Linked DNA regions of Homo sapiens: region 1 is linked to region 2. Evidence: read pairs that join two places in POLR2A ChIA-PET (ENCODE). Cell type or tissue: A673. All regions are shown on one strand. Links, peaks and the distances in the headings refer to the core of each region. The heading gives the core; the rest is flanking DNA. Region 1 overlaps PRKCQ (protein kinase C theta). Region 2 overlaps PFKFB3 (6-phosphofructo-2-kinase/fructose-2,6-biphosphatase 3).

What was found. ChIA-PET counts read pairs that join two places held together with the same protein. Peaks named below come from ENCODE experiments on the same cell type or tissue, not always from the same donor. Only the 100,000 strongest peaks of a DNase experiment are listed, where the experiment ranks them.
Region 1: POLR2A ChIA-PET joins it to region 2 with 9 read pairs; 2 of 35 experiments call an interaction of 5 or more read pairs at or near these places.

Annotation. Positions count from the first base shown.
Region 1 is chr10:6,431,445-6,434,355 of GRCh38, forward strand. All of the region lies in intron 16 of PRKCQ (protein kinase C theta), which reads right to left. Among named protein-coding and RNA genes, the nearest start is that of LINC02656, 83 kb to the left of the region's middle. RefSeq lists an enhancer at 1,350-1,519 and a cis regulatory region at 1,435. In A673, for the core only: no CTCF peak of the experiment used is centred there; no DNase peak of the experiment used is centred there; H3K27me3 peaks cover 2,500 bases.
Region 2 is chr10:6,218,287-6,221,197 of GRCh38, forward strand. It overlaps PFKFB3 (6-phosphofructo-2-kinase/fructose-2,6-biphosphatase 3), which reads left to right. Exons shown (of 15, transcript NM_004566.4): 7 at 1,283-1,407; 8 at 2,372-2,579. Among named protein-coding and RNA genes, the nearest start is that of PFKFB3, 17 kb to the left of the region's middle. RefSeq lists enhancers at 318-819, 820-1,319. In A673, for the core only: no CTCF peak of the experiment used is centred there; DNase peaks (open chromatin) are centred at 585, 1,135 and 2,205; H3K4me3 peaks cover 1,068 bases; H3K27ac peaks cover 2,344 bases.

The DNA.
Region 1 (2,911 bases), core at 214-2,713, 210 kb after region 2:
TACACATGCACATGGACATGAACACATACACCTGCACACCCACTAAAACACAAATGTGAGCACACGCACACGGACAGGCATACACACGCATACACACACGTACAGGAACACATGCACACACACGCACGCATTTGTGCAGTATAACTCCTGGTCTGTTACACCCAACAGCATAGAGTCAGTGATAATTTGTCATTTGATCAATTATCCATCACTCCAGTCTGATTTCTTACAAAGCTGCATTCTTAGAATGATTCCAGCATTGTGGGGACTCAGGTATAATAGAAACTAGTCCCAGACAGTCAGCTTTGGACTCTACAAGGCATCTGAGTGAAGAGAATTACCCTCAGCTCCTGCAAACCTGCTGGAGGAGCAATATTTAATTCAAGGTCCATCTAATAATTTCTGAGCTGGCACATACATACATATGTACATTCCTCTCTGCACTGTTCCTTCTCCTGTTCTTTCTGCCTAAGAAGTTAAAATGAACACTGGCAAGACAGGAAAGAAACTTGGATATTTTTCAAACTTAAATAAAACCTGTCAAGGGCATTAAGAAACAGGAGAGTCTAAACATTAACTTAGAAAAGTAACAGGTCCCCTGGGTGTCTGGAGTAGTTACCGGTTATTCTTACATCAGCTAGATGTTTATTTATGAAGTAACCATGAGTTATAGGGCATTTTAAGGAGCCTAAGGTTCTTTAAAACAGAAAACATGGTGGAACGCGTGATTTTCCAGGAGGCTTTCCCAGGGACTTGACCTCCATTCACACCTAAATTGCGAGTCTCTTGTTTTTACTGCTCATAAACATAGCCAGCCTGCATGTTCTGAAATAGTGCTTCACTTGTGTTATCTGAGTACTTGAAAATCTTCAAAGGCTCCGTTCTACCAAAAAAATATAAAGACCAAACAACATGCTATTGTAAAGTGAAGTTTTTTCGCTTTTTTAAAAAAAAGTAGGAGAATCTTTTAAAGTTCCGGGTGAAATGTTTGTGCAATCACCCGGTGTATCTGATTGGCAAATTCTTAGCAGTCTCAACTTCCTCTCTCCCCCTTACCATATGGGGACTGCTGAGGACTCTCTAGGGAAACTTGGGGTTCCAAAGTACCCAATTAGAAAGCCACTGCACGGTGGAAATAACACGACAGCTATCCGAGAGACTGACTACCCACGTCGCCTTGGATAAGTTTTCTGAGTCTCAGTTTCCTCGTGTGTAAAGGAAGGGCTAGACAAGGTGATCTCTAGGGCTTGGAGAGTTCTGACATCCTCGGGTCCTCGGCTGGCATTCAAGGCTCTCTGGAGTCTGACGCTGACTCACAGGACCTTCCATTTCCCATTAGGACCCTCTCCAGTCCAGACATTTCTGCTCACCGAAAACACCACCTGCCTTCCTGTCTCTGTCCCTCACTAATGACATTTCCATCTTGCCATGAGATACCCTCCCCTAGTCGACTCCTGCTTCCCTCCCCTCATCTTTAAATTCTGCCTTATCTTTCAGGGCTCAGCTTTCACCCCCTTTTCCTTGTGAAACTTTCTTTGATTACCTCCCCTGACAGGGAGCTCTCTCTCTTCTGTTCAAGTCATATTCAGGATTGATCACCCTATCATACATCATTCACATCACTCATGATTCTTACGACTGATACATCATCCACTCCAACCAATGTTCTTTGAGAGGCAGGCACTGTGCTAGATGCCTCAGTGATTTTCAAACAAATTCTAAGAGAAACAAATTCATCATCCCAGTTGTCAGCTGAGGAAGCCGAGCTTCAGAGGATCTAGCACTTTGATGACAAGCGGCCTCCTTCCCCCTCATCCTGATGGATAATCTCTCATCTGTGTACCACACAACATCTTCGCTCCACTGGAGAATTAGCACATTGTATCTTTTTTCCAAGGTTGTCTTCTTTCCTACCACACTGTAAGCTCTGGAGGCCGGGCACCATTGACATATCTATTCCTTACAGAAGCTAGCATAGTGCCGTGCACAACATAGATGCTCAGTAGATGCCTGCAGAGTAAGTGAATAAGCTGTCTTTCCATTTTGTTTATCTGCAGATCACGCATCTTCTATCCTCATTTTATCTCGGTTGCCTGTTTTCAGCATAGAAAAGAAGCACCAAGTTCACGGTAAGATATATTTTTCTGTAGACTCAGAAAATGGAGTGGGTACTAAAAGCCCTTCATCACCACTGTGCAATCCACATAGGTAACGAAATGACACCTGCACCCCATACATTTATACAAACCATAAAACAGCAGGAGTCATCACATGGAGCTGATTGATGTTTTAGAAGCAAAGAGGGGCTGGGCACGGTGGCTCATGCCTGTAATCCCGTCACTTTGGGAGGCTGAGGTGGGTGGATCACCTGAGGTCAGGAGTTTGAGACCAGCCTAGCCAACATAGTGAAACCCCATCTCTACTAAAAATACAAAAATTAGCCGGGTGTGGTGGTGGACGCCTGTAACCCCAGCTATGCGGGAGGCTGAGGCAGGAGAATCATTTGAACCTGGGAGGTGGAGGTTGCAGTGAGCCGAGATCGCACCACCACTGCACTCCAGCCTGGGCAACAGAGCAAGACTCCTTAAAAAAAAAAAAAAAAAAAGGAAGCAAAAGGAATAAGTGACTTGCCCTATATCCCTTCTCCTGAAACAATGATACTAAATGATAAATGATTGGTCTCTGCTTCTTAAGGACATTTGGATGAAACGAGATTAGATAGATGGCGTAAGTGTCTCAGGAAGGGGCCAAAACCTCGCTCATGTTGTTCTAATGAGATGCTTCAGCAAAGTAGGCTGGAAGTAACTGCCCTGGGCCGTGTGTGCTGCAGGCTGGGTTTTCTATTCTATTTCTTCCAGTGAACATGTGGTATTTGTACCAAGAGGATCATGTCAATGGGCTTTCTTAGCTT
Region 2 (2,911 bases), core at 109-2,608:
AAATCTCTTTCTGATGAAATCTCAAAGCAGCTTGGTAGAGCCAGGCATTTGTGAACTTAGATTTTTTTTTTAAATTGTGGTAAAATATACATAATGTAAAATTTACCATCTTAATCATTTTTATTATTTATTTATTTATTTATTTATTTATTTATTTATTGAAACGGACTCTCCTTCTGTTGCCCAGGCTGGAATGCAGTGACACGGTCTTGGCTCACTGCAACCTCTGCCTCCCGGGTTCAAGCGATTCTCCTGCCTCAGCCTCCCGAATAGCTGGGATTACAGGTGTGCGCCACCACGCCCAGCTAATTTTTTTTGTATTTTTAGAGGAGACGGGGGTTTCACTGTGTTGGCCAGGCTGGTCTCAAACTCCTGACCTCAAGTGATCTGCTTGCCTTGGCCTCCCAAAGTGCTGGGATTACAGGCGTGAGCCACTGCATCCGGCCATTTTAGCTATTTTTTAAGTGTGCAGTACAGCAGCAAATTATATTCCCATTGTTGGGCAACCGCCACACTCTATCCGCAGGACTTTCTCATCTTCCCCGGCTGAAACTGTGCCAGGACACAGGCACAGCTCCCGACTGACTCGATCTTTGAAGAGTGGCTGCCTCTCAGTGACGGCAGTGGTTGATGAGAAAAAGAGCCCAGGCATTCAGAAATGCTGAGTTTCCCTAAAATCCACCTGGTTTCTGGGGCCTGTGCCACTGTGGGTGTTGGTAGACCTGTGTTGTTGCCTAGGAGAGCGAGCCCTGCAAAGGAGCCGGCACAGCCCTAGTTGGAGAAGCAGTTAACCACGGACTGGTCACACTGGGGCTGCCTCAGGCAGTGGGGGGTGGAGGAGAAACCACACAAGGCCAGAGGCATCTCTGGGAACTCCTGAGCATACCTTAGAACCAGCAGCCTCCTCCCGGCACGGGGAGCATTGCGGATCCTCACGTGGAGCTCGGTTGAGTTCAGCGCCAGGCTGTCTGGCGGTGACTCGGGCACGGGACAGATCCTGACTTGCTGGAGCATTCAGAGGTGTTCATTATGGAATCCCTGTGGGTTTCCTGTCTCTGTCCTTCCGGCTTCAGTTCTCCATCTCCCCAGGGAATCCTCCCCATGTAACATCAGGCTGTGACTCAGCCCCCAGCATCTTTCTCCCTTTCTCTTACACGCTGGGCCGGATAATCTTTATACTGAGCCTTCTGTGCGCTCCCCTTTTGAAAGCCCCAAATCCTGCTTAATCTCAGCAGAAAGCCTTCCAGCGTGATTTATCAGCCACCCCTTTGTGGTGTTGCAGGAAGTTAAAATCTCCAGCCCGGATTACAAAGACTGCAACTCGGCAGAAGCCATGGACGACTTCATGAAGAGGATCAGTTGCTATGAAGCCAGCTACCAGCCCCTCGACCCCGACAAATGCGACAGGTGATTCCCGTGGCTGGCCGTCTCTGCAAGACCCACATGAGGGTTCTTACTGAATTCTTGATGTTCCCACAAAGGATTTGCTCCTGGATACCTTTAAAAAAATTTTTTTAAGACAGTTTTTTTTGTAGAGATGAGGTCTCGCTATGTTGCCCGGGCTGGTCTTGAGCTCCTGGCCTCAGGTGATCCACATACAGCCGCTGGATACCTTTATCAACTCTCTTTGAAAATATCTTTTAAAAACAATCCTTGATGACAAATCATATTCAGTGGGAATATTTTGAACACTGTGTAGAAGTACAGGAAGTCAACATAGAGTTGAGCCTGATTTTGCTACTGTCCCTCCGATAGTTCCTTTCTTTTTTCTTTCCTTTCTTTCCATTTATTTATTTATTTATTTACTTACTTACTTGCTTGCCTGCTTGCTTAGAGACAGGGTCTCCCTTTGTCTCCCAGGCTAGAGTGCAGTGGCATGATCATAGCTCACTGCAGGTTCAAACTTCTGGGCTCAAGTAATCCTACCGCCTCAGCCTCATGAGTAACTGGGACTACAGGTGTGGGTGTCCACGCCCAGCTAATTTTTTTTTTCTTTAGTAGAGATGAGGTCTTGCTATGTTGCCCAGGCTGGTCTTGAACTTCTAGACTCAAGCAATCCTCTTGCCTCGGCCTCCCAAAGTGCTGGGATTACAGGCATGAGCCACTGCACAGGCCCCTTTCTTTTTTTCTCCATTTTCTTTCTTTTTTCTCCCCCTTTTCTGGGAGGCAGGCCAGCCTCACAGCCAGACACCAGCTGTGGGAGTTGTCTTACGCATATGCTCTGCCCCTTAGAAGGATTCAGTCTGTGCCCTGGAGGGGCCTACGGTCCCGCCTTGCTGTTCTCTGGGGATCACATCTTCGGAGACGGGCCAGGTGCATCCTGCTGTGGGTGGTGGCCTGAGCTGTGGTTCTCGGTGGGGTCTCTCTGCAGGGACTTGTCGCTGATCAAGGTGATTGACGTGGGCCGGAGGTTCCTGGTGAACCGGGTGCAGGACCACATCCAGAGCCGCATCGTGTACTACCTGATGAACATCCACGTGCAGCCGCGTACCATCTACCTGTGCCGGCACGGCGAGAACGAGCACAACCTCCAGGGCCGCATCGGGGGCGACTCAGGCCTGTCCAGCCGGGGCAAGAAGGTGCGGGGTGTGCTGCCGCATGGGCCGTTCTGGCTGTAGGGCGGTTGCAGGGTCTATAGGGTGGGTGGGGAGCTGTGTGCTGCTGCTGCTGCTGCTGCTGCTGCTTGGTGTGCTTGCTGTGTGTGTTATCTGTGTGTGCGCCTGCACGTCTCTATGCATATCTGTGTGCATCTCTGTATGGCTCTGTGTGTGTGTGTGTCTACGCCTATCCATGTGGCTTTGTGTGTGTGTGTCTTTGTGTTACTTTGTATGTGTTTGTATGTGTGTCTCTGGTGTGTGTATCTCTGTGCATGTGTGTGATGTGTGCGCGGTTGTGCACTAGGAAGGGAAGG